Regions from separate parts of the Mus musculus genome. Here region 1 is linked to region 2. A link is a loop called in an ENCODE intact Hi-C map of the cell type or tissue named here. Cell type or tissue: heart. All regions are shown on one strand. Links, peaks and the distances in the headings refer to the core of each region. The heading gives the core; the rest is flanking DNA.

Region 1 (8,347 bases), core at 201-8,200, 110 kb before region 2:
TATGATAGTGGAAATGTTATAACAACTGCACCAGTATTTTGGAATGACAGGTCAATGTTGTCAGACAAAGACCTTTGGTCAAGATATATTTCCTAGGGAAGTCAGTACAGGAAAGGAGTTCTAGAAAGCCAGCAGTGGTAGCTAGTGCTATAAAGGAGGGGAAGGAAAGAGGGAGCAAACAACTGGGTGGCTGGAGCTTCTATCTTCGGCAATTTGCAGGGTTAGACTAGACAATTAAAACCAGGTCATTTATTTTCCCCAAATAGCTTCTTTGAAGACACATGCAACCATGTGTTCCTGCTTTTACTTTATTGGATTCACTGGATAAGGCCACGTGAATTGATAATATGAATTTTCAAGTCAATATCCTAGGCTTGTATCTCTCTCACCAAATTAAAGAGTGGTGGGTTCTGAATTTGTAAGGTTTTGTTTTGTTTTTTTCTGTTGTTGTTTTTACATTTGTAATTAAAGTTCTGCTGACACAGAGCTTGAATCGATTAACAAAATTTTGTCCAATGACTATCTATGACTCCAATTTAGAATAGACTAGCTATGTGATAAACATGTCAGTTATTGAAAAAAAGATGATTTAGACTCATCAGAAGTGATCACTCTTTTAACGTGAGTAGGAACATTTCCTGAAGCTTGAATAATGAATGCAATGTTTTGTACAAAAATTCCCTCTCCATAAATAAGTTATGTGGGAACTTCAGCCCAACTTATCCCAAGTAGGATGTTACAAATATTCCAGATTCCTGCCCTCTTGCAACACTTTTCAGATTTGAACTCTAACAGGATTGAGATTTCTAATCTTTAAAATGCAAAAAAGCAAGGAACATTGGCAATAGCTTTGTCTGGTTTAGTACCATAACAAGTATAATTGTAGCCTAAACATCCATATTAATGAGAAGCCTGGGGTTAGTTATGGGTAAGAAGCCAGAAAGAAGCCAGAAAACATAATATGAATTGATCATTTTGGCAACAGATGTGAGCATGCCCAGTGAAATGTTGTGTTTTATCTAATACCAACTGGAGTCTTTGTGTACACTCTACCAACAGACATATCCATAACCTTGATGCACAATGCCCCATGTGCTCCTTTGAGTGTCCTCTTAGCTTTCTTGCTGTATATTTACCTCTGAAATAAATCTCCCATCTAAGAGACGATTGGGCAGGCTTTATAAACAGCCAGCTGTGATCAGGAAATGAGCCGCAGGATCTTGTAAGAGGTAATCAATGGGGAATTAGCCTTTATATAATACAAATGTGTATCAGCAGTGACAAACTGATTTCTGATTTTCATCCCAGGTCTGACACTGGATGCTTAGAACATTGTGCTTTCCTGTATTAAATTCCACATCAGATGAGTGAGTCTTGGATAAGGCACAAAGTGCCATACTCGGACTCACACTTTTGCTCACATTGAGTGCAGTCTGGGAAGAGGAGGGCTAAATAATCCCAAGGATATTGCTCTCACATAGCACTTTGCAAAAGCAAAATCAGAGCCTGGCAATTTTTAAAGATATTTCCAAAATCACCATGTATGAAAGAACAGAGGCCAAGCAACACACAAGGAAATGACAGACGAGAAAACTTAATAAACCAACATCCATAAAGAGTGCACAATTTCTAAGGAAAGGAGGGGGAGTGGATTGAGGGGAGGGAGGAGGAGAAAAGGAAATAGCACTGGGAGGGACAGTGGGAGGAGAAATTGCTGTCCGGATGTAATATATAACAGAAGAATAAATTAATTTAAAAAAGAATTGCACATTTTAATTGTCACTCAATTGTGTTAGTTCCTGTTACAGTAGCAAGGTACCTTAAAAACTAACTCAGGAGGACAAAAGAATAATTTTGATACAGAGTTTGAAGGTTACAGCTCCTGAGGTAATGGCCTCATCATTATGAGCCTGTGACACTGAAGCATATCATAGGAGCAGGATATAGCAGGCTACAAACTGTTCATCTCATGTCCACAAAGAGAAAGAGAATATGAAGATGCAGACCCTCACCTATCTTTAGGGTCATGTCCTCTGAGCTCTGAACCTCTCTAGTTAAGTAACATCCATTACCGGTTTCACTATTGTCTAATATAAACACCCTGAGGACTCCATCCAATAGCTGACTTTATTACATGGAACTTTGGACATGGCTGAAGATCTAACCCAAAGCATTTATTTGGGTTTCAGAATTTTTAAAAATTGAATTATAACTATATCATTTTCTCCATCATAATTCTTCCTACATCTCCAAAACATATCTACCCTCCTCTCACATCCGCAACCTACTTTAACCATTCTTGTTACATATACAAATGCAAGAATAAGCATATATATAACCCACTTAGTCCTTTCAATTCATGTAGCCTGCATGTATAGGGCTGACCACGTGGTATAAGATAACCAATCAGAAGCTTATTCCTAGAAAAGACTACTCCCTCTCTCAACAGTTGTTAATTGCTTGTAACTCTTCATAGAGAGGGGAATCAATGCGATTTCCCCATTGCGTTGGGATGTCAGAACTACTCAGACCTTGTTTAGGCAGATGTGTTGTTGCAATTTCATGGGCATAGCCTCCTGTGGTTGATCTTAGCCAAAAGGCTGAGAAACAATATAGCTCCTTATCATGTCAACAAGGTACAATCTCATAGAAGACTTACTAGGCTTCTGGCTCTTGTAATCTTTCTGAACATCCTCCATGTTTCTTGAGTCTTGGGTGTAAGGTCATATTGTGGATGTATCAGTTAGGGCTAGGCACCCATAGTCAGTTACTCTCTGTGTTTTGATCATTTGCAGCTTTCTCTAAATGTCTCCTGCTGGAAAAAAAGAGAGAGAAATTTTGATACAGTATAACATCTACACTTATTGTTGACTTTAATGATACATATTTAGAATATATGTAAGAATTATACTGACTTAGGAAATTGGCAGTATTGGGTTTTTTTCTAAGATCTTTGCCCCCACTAATCACAGGTAGTTAGCTATGTTTTCAGTTCCTTCCTTGATTTCCCTCCTGTAACCTGGGCCTTAGATCTAATTAAACAGCTGTTATTTATGACCAAAACACAAGGGTCAGGTTTATGCCTTTAGAGATATTTTGCCATGCTCACTCTTGATCCCCAAAGGTTCATGGTCATCTCATAATGAAAAATGTCTTCAATCTGTCTGTGTTTGTTTGTTTTTTGTTTGTTTGTTTTTTGTTTTTTATTAGATATTTTCTTCATTTACATTTCAAATATTATCCTGAACATTCCCTATACGCTCCCCTCCCCCGCCCTGTTCCCCTACCCACCCACTCCCACTTCTTGGCCCTGGCATTCCCCTGTAAAGTGGCATATAAAGTTTGCAAGACCTAGGGGCCTCTCTTCCCAGTGATGGCCAACTAGGCCATCTTCTGCTACATATGCAGCTAGAGACACGAGCTCTGGGGGTACTGGTTAGTTTGTATTGTTGTTCCACCTATAGGGTTGCAGACCCCTTCAGCTCCTTGGGTACTTTCTCTAGCTCCTCCATTGGGGGCCCTGTGTTCCATCCAATAGCTGACTGTGAGCATATGGGATGGATCCACCGCTGGGGTAGTCTCTGGATGGTCCACCCTTTCATCTTAGCTCCAAACTTTGTCTCTGTAACTCCTTCCATGGGTATTTTGTTCCTTATTCTAAGGAGGAATGAAGTATCCACACGTTGGTCTTCCTTCTTCTTGATTTTCTTGTGTTTTGCAAATAGTATCTTGGGTATTCTAAGTTTCTGGGCTAACATCCACTTATTAGTGAGTGCATATCACGTGACTTATTTTGTGATTGGGTTACCTCACTAAGGATGATATCCTCCAGATACATCCATTTGCCCAAGAATTTCATAAATTCATTGTTTTTAATAGCTGAGTAGTACTCCATTGTGTAAATGTACCACATTTTCTGTATCCATTCCTCTGTTGAGGAACATCTGGGTTCTTTCCAGCTTCTGGCTATTATAAATAAGGCCTCTATGAAACTCTTATCTGTTGCAGAATTAATTACTCAAAAGTAAAAACCTGAAACTCAAAGAGTTCCTATAAAAGGAAGCGATGGCACAGTGGCCAAAGAGCAGAACAGCAAGTGCGTGGTGAGCAGGTGCAGTGTGCCCAATGGTGGCCAAGAATAGGTCCCTCAAATGGGCTCAGTGCATTCTCACATCTGTCCCCACTTCCCATTATGTTATTGGTGAGGAAATTCCCCCTCTATTATGACAAAAATATGCAAATTAAGCACAAAATAAAAGTATGTCTTAGGAAAACTTGAAAAATAAAATAAGATAATGCACATTTCTAAGTTAAAATGGTGAGATAGACCCAGAACAAATGCTCCTATTTTAAACAGAATGGATAAAAAATTAATTATGAAGAGAAGGCAGCCTAAAGCAAGACTGAAGAGCAGCAGATCAAGAATTAAATCCTAATCCCCATGGCCAACATCCAGGACACTGCGATGAGCCTGGAGCTACTAATAATTTGGATAGCCTTTTTGGTTTTGGCTGGTTTCAGCCCACATGGTCACATACTTGAGCTGCCTTTGTTAGCTGTCTCTAGCTTTCCATGAAGATAACATGCTTCTAGTCTCCTAACACTTACAGCATTCTGAAGTTCTACCTTGTTTCACTGGACAGACTTCTGCACATCATCAGATATATTTCAATGATAAGTAAATGCTGCGCATGTGTTAGTATCAGTCCAATAAAATGATTTATGACATGCAATTAAAAGGAAAAATGAACAAAAAAGCCTTTTAAGTATCTTAGCTTTTTTCAATATATACAACATTTGTAATTTCTAGAGATAACAAAAAGGGGAAAGACAATATTTGTAATTTCTAGAGATAACAAAAGGGGGAAGGAAACTTTTTTTTTGTTTTTTGTTGTTTTTTTTTTTTTTTTTTTTTTTGCATTAGCAACATAACTTTGGAGTTTACTGAAGGTGCTCACTGAGAACGGTGGATATTCTCACATCCATGTGGGGGAAAGGAGATGTGGTGCTCACACTGACCCTGTGATGAGATTGAAGGGAGAACCAATTAAGTTAGACAATTGATGAGCTACCCAGTGAGTGAAGGGATTGATTGAAGTAAACACTCCTGACTTAAAGGAGACACCAGAGGAAATTCTATTTTTCTGGGATTCCCCTAAGAAATCAATACCATGGTGTATTTTTATGTAAAAATAAAGATAAAAGGGAACTGAAGTAGATAAAATTAACTTTCAATACCCTTGAATTGGTAGCATCCTGGGGTTCCTATCAAAACCTAACTAAAACAGGACTGTTAAATGTTATGCTCTCAATTCAAGACTCACAAGCACCTATGAATGTCGATTAATTCAATACATAGTTCCCAGGAAGGCTAGGATATCTCTTATTGATCAGAATTAGTGTACATATCAAAAATAGGAAATAAAAAGCACAATTATTTCTCAGCCACTAACAATATGAAAATAAGAACAAATAAAACAGAAAATAACTACTTTAAAATGTTTAAAGCTATAACAGTGAAAACAAAAAGAAAGAGCCTTAAAAAACTATCAGGTAAATATAGAACAAGTAAACAAAATCCCTACCAATGAGAACTATAGTTATTAAGATTTAGAATAAACTTAACACAATATATGCAAGTGAAAAAATGATATCATTAACCTAGGAAGCTCTGCTGCTGGAATGCAAAATGATAATGCTAGCTAGTGTAAACAGTCCATTGATAACTTAGAGAGTAAAACATAATCTTAGCTTACAACCTAGTGATCTCACAGTGAGATAAATACCAGAGAGATCAAATATACACATCAGTGTAAAAACCAGGAATGCTGAGATGGTTATGAATGAAGTGATTGTATTTATAGTCAACTTTGTGAAGTAATATACTCTAGTGGTATGATCATACCTGCAGTGGAAGATAATTGAGTAAGAGGAATTTACAAATGATATGTGCAAATTACCTAGATGAAACAAAGAATACAGACTTACAGGATAATATGTATGTATGTATATATATATATATATATATATATATATATATATATATATGAATGAAAGAATATATGTAGCATTTTGTTCTATGGTAATGTCATAGTTGTCTTGATTGTTAGTTGATTTAGTAGGGCCTGGCCCACTGTGGGTGAAACCATGCTCTAGGCAGGTAGTGCTGGGCTGTATAAGGCAGATAGGTAATCATGCACGTGCAGGTGAGCTAACAGGCAGCCTTCTTTTCCAGTTTCTTCCTCAAGTTCCTATTTGAGTTCCTGTCCTAACTATTCTCATTGATAGACTGTTTCCTGAAAGTGTAAGCCAAATATACCCTTAACCCACTCAAGTTGCTTTCAGTCTGATTCTTTATTACAGTAACAGAAAGGAAAGGAAACTAGTGCAGACAACATCCTGGGAGGGGTAAATATCATTAGTGATGATAGAAGGTTGATTACAAAGGAAACTAAGGACATTGGGAAGTTAGTGATGAAACCTATACATGTTGATTGTGGTGATTGGTACATAACTCTGCATTTGTCAGAAATCACAATGCTTAATGGAAAAGAGTGAGTTGTATTTTTTGGAAATAGGAGTCAAAAATAAAATTTATAATATAAATTAAAACAACTGAAGGCAATTTGTTATAAATTATATGGCTTTATACTAACCCATCTGATGAGGCTTCACCAAGAAATTTATCTGGGAGATTAATCTATAATTAATGTATCTAACAATTAAGTCTCTGTGGTTGCTGACACGTCTCCCAAAATGATTGATACTGAAGATGGATTGATACAATAAACAATTTTAATCAAACATTCTATAGAACTATAGCTATTAAACCATAACAGGAAGCAGATGCTCATTTAATCTTGAGTGACACTTATTAACAGTGTTAAAGAACACCAAGCACAAAAATGAATGTTCTAGAAGCTGGCTGCAGCAGATAGCCATTACCATATCTAAGTGTGAGGATACACACACAGGGCCTAGTGGGAAGACTTCATAAATTACTTGACTTGAAAGTCCAAGCATCAATGTTTTATCCCCATAACCCACATAAAAGTATCAACTGTGGTGACACTTGCTGATAATCTCAATAGTGGTGAGGACAGAAGCAATTAGATCCCTGGAGCTCCCTAGCCATCTTTTCTTGCCTAATTAGTGTTCTCTAGGTCAATAAGAAACCCTTTCTCTAAGGAAATTGGCAGTGTTTCTAAGAGTGACAGGCAAGGTTGTCCTCTGCCCCACTCTGTCTTCTGGCTCTTACATTCCAGCAACCTCTCCTGTGCTGTTTCCTGAGCTTTGGAGAAAGTGGTATAAATGACCTATTTAGAGTTGAATAACTAAAAATCACTTACTCTTGTATCTTGGAGCCATCCATCTCTACACGAGAAAAAGAAACTTCTCTGCATGCTGCTCAAAGTGGCATTTGTAGGTGGGTATAAACCAAATTTTTTTAGAAATCAGCATGGTGCCATGTCCACTTAGTTAAACCACAGCAGTGAGTTCTCCCTAGGGCCCAAGAGCACCTAAGTATGGCCTTTGACTGGGTTTATATTACTATTTGTGGATTCGCTCTTATGGAGCAGGCTTCAGATTCAAGCAAAGAGTGGATGGTTATAAGCACAACTGTGCCATTATGTACCAGTGGACATATCTTGCCTGGAAGGTTGGTATTGTAGGTCCTAGGGTTATCTTCCAACAGCCTTCATGGTGACAACCTTGTTCCTGCCTTATTTCTCTACCTTGAAACCAAGGTGTGTTGTCACAGTATATCTCAATCAAAATCCTCATAATTTTAAATATATAGTGGTCACCTATATGACTGTATGAGATGGCTATTATAATCATTTACACTTTACAGATTAAGTGTTTGGGACATGAAGAATTTGAAAAACTTCTCTCCATGGTCACATCAAGTATCATCTGTGGGACTCAGAAATCAGGAAACTTGATCCTGCTCTGTGACATCTAGACTCATAAATTTATCAAAAATAAAAAGTAAGAGTAGATTTAAATTCAATACACTATTAAAATCATAGGACAGACTAATTTAACTGTGGTTATTTATATATCTTTATCTTTGGGCTTCAATCTCCCAGTTTTGTAATGTTTGGATCTGTTTTCTTTTTCTCCAGAATACTGGACAACATATGCCATTTATATTGAGACAGGCATCTTTATGTTGCTGAGGTTCCATTAGTACAGTGTCTTTATGTCATTTATTGTTGACATTTATATGTGTGGTGTCATTTGATCCTATTGAAAACTTGTGAGGGGAAAGGCTGAATATATTTGGAAAGGAAAACTGGCTGAGGTGAATGTTTTCAGCCCTGAGTACAGCGCGGCCCTGGAC
Region 2 (8,347 bases), core at 205-8,204:
TGGTGACTTGATAGCCACCCCTAAACAAACTGTCTTCTAATCCATGTTGCTTGGGATTGTACTGAGATGAATTATCTGTGTTAGGAAACCACTTTTGCCTGAAAGCTAAACAAATACTCCTTATGTTTATACACAGTCACATAGAAGGTCTTAAAATATGCTGTCTCCCTGGTAGTGCCATGCTTTTTGAAATAGGCATGGAAGGTGAGATATATATATATCTTTAATAAAGCATTTGGATTAATTTTTATGGTTCATTGTGAATCCCTTTGGAGAGAAACTGGGCACACCGGTTTAGGGTATTAGATTCTGACCCTTATCCTCAGTGACTATCCTGCCAAACATTTCAATTCTCTCCTCTACCCTGTCACAACACACCCTGACTATTTTGAGTGCATTCTTTTCCTCTGTGCCATCAGGTTTCTAAAGAAGTTGCAGTGCCACTACCCAGGGGAGAAGGTGAGCAAAGTGAAGGGTACAGGCACATTTTCACAGCTATTCTGTTTTCGGTACCTACTTTCCCTAAGAGCTACATGCAGTGGGCTTCTGGGATGCATTTGAGCAGATTAGAAATTGAATTTAGTAGGAGAGCCATGCTGAGTTTTTAGTGCAGGAAGCTTAGTGCAGGAGTGCAAAACAGGCATGGCTCCTTTCTTTCCCAGACCTGCTATATACTTTGAGGTTAATATAGAGGATGTTTCTCGGGGTTGTTTTATAGGTCATGAGCAACAGCTCCATTGGGGCATCTAATATTCCTTAGTAGGTGTTCTTTCCATGATTTCTTCCCAAACATACTATATATTTTCATCTATCTATCTATCTATCTATCTATCTATCTATCTATCTATCCATCTATCTCTCTATTGGTATTTCTTTATCTATCTATCTATTGATATTTCTTTACCTATCTCTGTCTTTTTGTGTACATGTCTCTTCTATTCTCTTTCCAGCTGATGAAGTGATATAGCAATGGTTTAAATTCATTTTTATTTTATTGTTTACCCTTTAATTCAATGATTTTCTTTTAATTCATAAGTTACATTTACTTTACATAGCTCCAGCTTATAACCAACTATCAATTATAAATTCTACAAGAAATAAAGAATAATGTAAGAAAAAATTTTTGACTCTCACATTTTGAACAGAGCCAAGCCTAAGTAGTCATAGTTTAAAAAAAAAAAAGTAGCAGCATAAGATTTTTCTTTAAAAAAAATTTTTTGTGTGAATTATCTAGGGCCAGAGAAGTGGCTCTGCAGCTAAGGGCATGTGCTGCCTTTTAGAAGATCTGGATTCAGTTCCCAGCACCCACAAGATAACACTCTGTAACTGTAACTCCAGTTCCTGAAGATCTGATGACCTCTTCTGGTCTCAGGGGCCACTGCATGTACATATTGCACAGATATACATGTAGGCAAAACACCAATATACATAAAGTAAATAAATATTTGAAGAGTTTAAAGAATTTATCTTAACATATATAGAATTTTGTAGACACAAATGTAACAAGTACCAATTCTAGCCTAGCACAAATTTTAGAACTCTTCCATGACAAGCATCATGTTTTCTAGAGGGATTTTTAAAAATATCTCCTATAACTGTCAAGTTGTAAGTGACTAACTACACCACATAGAGTTGGATCTCAATAAATGAACATAGACAAAACTGGCTTGTCTAATGGAGAAAGAGTCTATTGTGCTTACAGCCTGGGTATAGTGACCACACCCCAAATTAGACACGATTAGGGCCAAGAAATCATCCAGTAATAATTCAAGAAGGGATAATATGTCAATCAACAACAACTATAGCATCAGAACTTATGGTGGATATCGCCTGGTGATGATACAATACCTCCTAGAACCAAAACTCTAATTGGGCATTAGTGAACGCTTATTCTCTCTTAAGGATTGGAAAAAAACTTTCAAATTAAGAGATGGGAATGAAAAACTGGTTTCCTGCTATGAATATGTAGATTATGGTGTCTTATGTTATGCAGTTTTAGTATTGGTTAGGTTTTAGACATGGTTCCAGTTGTTAAAAATGGATAGTTCCCACTGTTGATGTTTTTAGGACCCAGGGACAAGATATTGTTGAAGTACTTTCTGTGACAAGTCAGGGTTGTCCTCTGCTTCAGAGTAAGAATTTTATTCTTATTCACTGATGGTTGGTTAAGAATAAAGGGTACCTAGAATCCATGGTTTACACAAGACTGTTGAGTCCATAAAAGTAAAAAAAAAGGGAATGAGACAGTATTTACTGGCATGACTTGAGATACAGCACTCATTTTCTGCCTAAATAGAATGTCCTTGATCCCAACCACATAGTTCTTGATAGTCTCAGAATATATATTATTTTGATTTAGGCAGTAGATAATACCCAAAATTACAGTTTAGCCCTAAAAGCAAGCTTACTTCTTACACCTGACTAGCGTTCCTTCCTCTCTGACGTTGTCCAGCAGACACTGATACCGATGTGATGGCATAGGATCATCCAGCACCACTGTTCTCAGAATCTGAACTGCTGACCTACCACTCTCACCTTCAGTTACTAGTCCTTCTCCCCTTCATTCTATCACACATGACTGTTAGTCAACTCTGGGACAAAATGCATAGAAACCTTATAAAATATTCTCAAGCATAGTGAAGGTGTAAATCATAGTTAAAGATCAACTTCTAGCTTTGCAGTTCATTCTGTGAACATAGACTCCAGTTCTTAGTTACTTTGCCCATATCCCCATGGCCGTTATATAATTAGAACAATCTATAACAGCAATACCAAGTGTCTTTTTCTTGAGAAATTACAGAAGTGTTCTTGTGCAAGAAACATTCATTGCTATATAAACAGTCAGCTTATTACTTCTAAAACACAAAAGTTTTAAAAGTTAGTAAGCAAGAATCATATAGAGGAGACCAGAAATGTAACTAAAGCATAGTGCCTTGGGTAGAGAGTGCAAACGTGTCTTTCCTGTCATGGACTTCTTCACTAAGTCACTGGAAATGAGACCACAGTACCTAGTGACTGGCGTTTTACTTCTCCTTTCTGACTGCTATAAATCAAGGGCATAAGATTTTCCTTCATCGCCACTGACAATGTCTCTAACTTCAGCTACTTCACTGGTCACTAATTTAAATATTCAAACAACTTTCAACATCCATAAAGTCATACTTGTTTCAAGGGTCCATACCATATATACAGTATTTGCCAACAAGACATCAGCCCTAGAATCAGCTTCCTAAACTACAAGTAGCACAGCATCTTTCAGAAACCTCGATGTATAGCATCAAACATTTTATCTATGGTTCCTAAGTAGAAATAGTTTTTCCTCTCTCTTCAGTTGGATCTAAAAACTCTTAGTGGTTTCACATCATTGATAGGTAAAAAATATTGAACGTTATTTAATATTTTGTTGAATTAGTACCAATACCTTAAATCCAGTTCATGGCAAGCTCCTGGAAAACACTTTCCCTGGAGAATCCATCTGACAGTCTCAGGCCAGCTCATTGCACTTCATAGCACTGTCGAAGCAAAACAGCAATGGCAGCTTGTTTATGTAAAATTGTTCAATCAAAAATATTTTCCAGCAAGCCATAGACACAGTGTATCCCATAACTGTCATCAATAACACAAGAAAGAGTACATTGTGTCTGCTATAGAGTTCTCAGAGTAGGAGTTGGGTAGTAATCGTTGAAGACATTCAATGATTACCAATACATGTTTATTCAGCATCCTTTTAAAATTAACTCTCTTTCGAAGGTAATGTTTGTCAATGCAGGAAGATCTTGCAGTCATAGAGCACACATATTGTTCCTAGAACTACGCTACATCATTCCCTTCTCTGGGGATTTGTAAAGTTCTGCCCTTGAGACCTCTTCTAAATGAGGTCCTTAATCCATGGATCCAGTCACCTTGTGGATTAAATGAGCAAGAAAGAACAGGTTCCGCTTGTATCTTCTTGGCACAGTGAATCTGGGCAGGCTTTAGTGCTTGCTTCGTTAGGCGCTCTACAAGGAGAGAGTGTTTCTAAGGTGAAAAGACCTGCATGTGGTAATATTACTGATCATACATGATCGAGTCTTACTTTTGAAAAATGTTCTTTTCTGCATGAGCGCTATCTCAGTCACTTTGAAATAGAGGGTAAGTCAAGTTTAGCAAGGAGCCTTTGGGGTGCTGCTGTGCTCCCGAAACATGCTTTTTATCATGGCTTCTCTCTCCAACTTTCCTGTGATGTGATGACCCATAGCTAGCTTAAGAAACTTGTCTGTTACATGATCTGAGAAAATATATGAACTCCCATGAGTAAGGGCTTGGTTTGTTGGAAATTCTACAGAAAGCAGGTTTCCCTATGGACTAAGTTGGTGTTAAGTATTCCTGGAAGACTCTTCTGTAAAAGAAAATAAAATCAGAGTCACTGATTCAAATCATCAGGGAGTCCTGTTCATAATGGAGGAACGGGACTCTTTCCTTTGAACTCGCTAGAATCTTAGCTCCACCAGAAATTCCAGCATCCCACTTAGACTTCAGGAAGAGAAATTTAAATTGTTTGTCAACCTCATAGAAGCAGGAGGAGTGGGGATGGGATAGAGAGTTTCCGGAGGGGAAACCGGGAAAGAGAATAATATTTGAAATGTAAATAAAGAAAATATCCAGTAAGAAAAAGAAAATTGTTTGTGGAAAAGATACACTTGAAATGGACACATTTGGGACTCCTCAGCCCCTGTCCCTGTGTGGGTCTTCAGCTCTGCCTCCTGGTGGGAGGAATGAATACAGACTAAATGCTCCTCTGAGCAACCCAGCATCCCACCTGTCTGTTTCCCTCTGTGTACTCAACACTGGTTTATCAGCGGCTGCTTAACATTTTGCACCATGAGGCCCCTCCCCCACCACCATTTCTTCCTTCTTAATATTCCCCATTTAGAACAGACCTCTGTATTTTAAATATCTCAGACTCAGCAGCAGTAAATGCTTTTTAGGCTTTGGATAACACTATCAAGGCTAAGACAGGATGAGTTTAAAACATCTGTGATGCCAAACTTCCAGGAAAAGGGGGGACAAGTAACAGAGCATTGTTTGTCATTCTGTCACTAAACACTGTCACTCAGAATCAGTCCCATTTGTGTATGAAAACTTCTGCTGCAGGGTATGCAAAAGAAAGGCTTAGGATTTTTCTATGACAAAAGGACATCATCTTTTCTAGCTGAAGAATAGAAGCTTTTAAATTACCCTCTGGGAGTGTTTGTAGGGAAAATAAATAACTCTAAGAAGAATGGCATGCCTATTGTGGGGCTGTTATTGAGATTTTTAAAACAACAGAATTACTGAAAAGCCCATTCCAAGTGACTGTCACTGGAAGACCCACTTTGAACCCATGAATGTTATATTCCAAACTGAATCACAGAAAAATAAAAGTTCCATAGGTGTACATATGAGGTATCAAGCTGCTTCCCCCTACCCCGAGCTCCTAAGCCTCGTGCTTGCCTCTCTGTACCACTTGGAACAGTTTTATGGGTGGGAGACTGAGGGCAATAAGATCTACTCTAGTTCATTTTCCTTCCATAAGCCAAGACTTCCCCTGTATTTTTTTTCAGGTCCTTAAAAATAGAAAAAGTGGGAGGGGGCAAATGTATGGCTGCCAGACCTGGTGGGAAACCACCAGAGTTCAACTCACCCTAAATCCACTTACAATGAGAGAGTAGTGATCCGTACATATAACTACTGAAACCTCCTTCCTCTTGCACTGAAATCAACATGGTGCAGTAAAATGCGTGCCACGTCTCCAGGACTGAGAGCCAACCAGATCCCTTCTTCTTTGATTACTGGTGACCTTGTTTCTAGTCTTGCTAAAAAGTGAACTTTGCAGAAGACTCAAAGTCATGCCCTGGGGGCATTGGCTCTCCTCATCACATGCCTAAAACTAGCATTATAAGGAGGTAGGTAATGAAGTTTGGCTTCACAAGTGGAAATTACTAATTTATTAGAGTGCTTTGAGGTGGAAAATAGTCATGCAGATAAAGGGAAACCCACAGATGCATTCTACAAAGTCTTTAAAAAGCACTTTTGAAAATGTTCCACACCAAGAGTTACTAATAAATGCAAACACTATATTCCTGGGGTGAAGGAACACTCTTTTATCTCAGAAAGTGAACTTGTTTAAGAGATGAAAATAAAATGCTCAGAAAACTCACGACCATTTCCTGTACAGAAAGAAACTAGAAAGGGGAAAGACTGAGGCTCCCTGGAGTCAGTGTGATGATGGACTATGTTTAACATGCATCTCGCATCCCTCTGGTGGGTAGCGTCCTTCGTGTTTTGCCTGCAATGCTCCCTGGTAAACACTTTCAAAGAGGTCACAGGCATGAATGACCCAGGAATCTGAATCCTTAAATCTGAGCTGACAACCTGCAGCCATAGCTAAATTGCCATGTGCCCAAAACAAACAAACAAACAAACAAACAAACAAACAAATAAATCTGCTGAGAACTTTGCAGCAATTGACTCTACTGTTCTATCTAACAAATCTAAAACATATCCATTTTATAGACTAAAAAGTTGACATTCAGAGTAGTTAAATAATTTCTTCACTTCACCGACAGTGAGTGGCCAAGATACAACAAGCCTTCATGATAAAAGATAAAGTTGTTCTGGGTAATGACGTAAGAAAGTGGGCACTTTTGAGGCTTGCTTGCTGAGAGTGTCACTTCTGTTTCTAGCTCCTAGGAAAATCCTGATGGTTGTGAGCCTTTGCTGGCTATTTACTTACTTCCCAGTTTAAAATAGGTAGCTCCTTTTAGGAAGAACAGAGTCATAATGGGAAGCAAAAACAGAACCAGAGTCCAGGTTACTAAATGCTTGGGTTTTCTTTGTTGCTTGTCAGGAGCTTCTTCTTCTTTTTGTTGTTGTTCAGTTTCAGTGTGTGTGTGTGTGTGTGTGTGTGTGTGTGTGTGTGTGTGTGTGTGAGTGTGTGTGCACAACCATGCAAGCATGCACAAGTGCATTCACAAAAACCTCAGGCATGTTATGACAATGTGAATTTCTGAAGGCGTCTTAGAGATAGGAGCAGATAGAATGTTTGTGAACTTACGTTCTGTAGTACCCAACAGAGAAGGGGGGAAAATGAAAATAAGAATCAGCTGCTTACTGACTGAAACCTAGTTCTGGGGTAGATTGAGGGCGATAATGTTCAGAACTGCCTTTCTCAAACAAGACTAAAATGCCTGCGTGGGACTCAGAGGGCAACGACATACCCTTACCATCCTTTACACCAGGATGGCTTTTATCCAGCAAAATTGAATCTGTGTCAGTCCTACTTAGGCATAGCTGTAGGATTTTCATTCACCAATGAATTTATATTAGTGTATAATTTATAGTGTTGATGGTCAGCCTCTCTACAAGAGCTTCATGTGGGTATTTATTCTCAAAGATGAGAAACTCAGAAAGAAAAGGAACCGTGGTTTCATTATTCTGTGTGCTCTTTAACACCCAGCCAAGGACAGGGCAACACGAACTGAGCTGAATTCCATTGAGCATAATAAATAGCAATTTCTCTGTCTCTGCGATCAAAAAAGAGATAGGTCCTGTTCTTTGTTACTTAGTTTAAGGTTCCAATGACTCCTTCTTTAATTCTATTTGGCAATGAAAGCCTCATTCGGTAGCACATATTTATGTCATCAGATACAATATACATCATCAAGAGCAATTGTCCTCAACGACACCTTAGAATAATCACATTATGATATTATCAAATAAGTTCCATACTTTCAAACAATGGGTATAAATCTGGGAAAGAATTTCTCATTAAAATAAATGAAGGCAAAAATTAGTCCATGCTCTGAACACAGGAAGTTCACATCTTTTATTTTCCTCGATAGACAGCAAAATCCCACCTCACCAACACCTCACTAGTACACTCTCTTAACTACTACTCCCCATTAACTGATGGAACACACAGGCATCGACCTGTTTGGGAAGAAAGAAAAAAAAACAGCAAAGACAGATAAATATCTGTTTCTTTCTAATACATTAGTTAGCATCAAAGAAAGAAATAAACAATCTGAACAATTCTCCATGACTATATATTTAGTACAAAGTACATTTATTCTAACATTTCCCCACCTGGAAACACGGGGCATAAGTATCTTCTGCAATCAACAAGCCTTCTTCCCAATGTGCCCTGTCACCTTTGTAGCAACCTGGCACCTGCTGACATGGGACCTAGGGGTGGTGGTGGTGGTGATTGCAAAGGTTGTGGTGTAGAAATTGCAGACCGAGAACTGGGCTCCGGGGTCGGACATGGAGAGATGCAGAAAAGAGCTGAGAGAGAAAGCTGTCATATTTGCACCGAAGAACCGCCAAA

The links. Peaks named below come from ENCODE experiments on the same cell type or tissue, not always from the same donor. Only the 100,000 strongest peaks of a DNase experiment are listed, where the experiment ranks them.
Region 1: it touches region 2 in a loop (2.2-fold over the local background); 2 of 42 quality-filtered maps call a loop at or near these places.

The regions. Positions count from the first base shown.
Region 1 is chr6:36,271,658-36,280,004 of GRCm38, forward strand. No RefSeq gene overlaps it. Among named protein-coding and RNA genes, the nearest start is that of Chrm2, 110 kb to the right of the region's middle. In heart, for the core only: no CTCF peak of the experiment used is centred there; no DNase peak of the experiment used is centred there.
Region 2 is chr6:36,379,557-36,387,903 of GRCm38, forward strand. 9330158H04Rik (RIKEN cDNA 9330158H04 gene) reads right to left here. Exons shown (of 6, transcript NR_015589.1): 2 at 8,107-8,347; 3 at 3,422-3,512. Among named protein-coding and RNA genes, the nearest start is that of Chrm2, 4.4 kb to the right of the region's middle. In heart, for the core only: a CTCF peak has its summit at 4,749 (motif pointing left); no DNase peak of the experiment used is centred there; H3K4me3 peaks cover 145 bases; H3K27ac peaks cover 59 bases.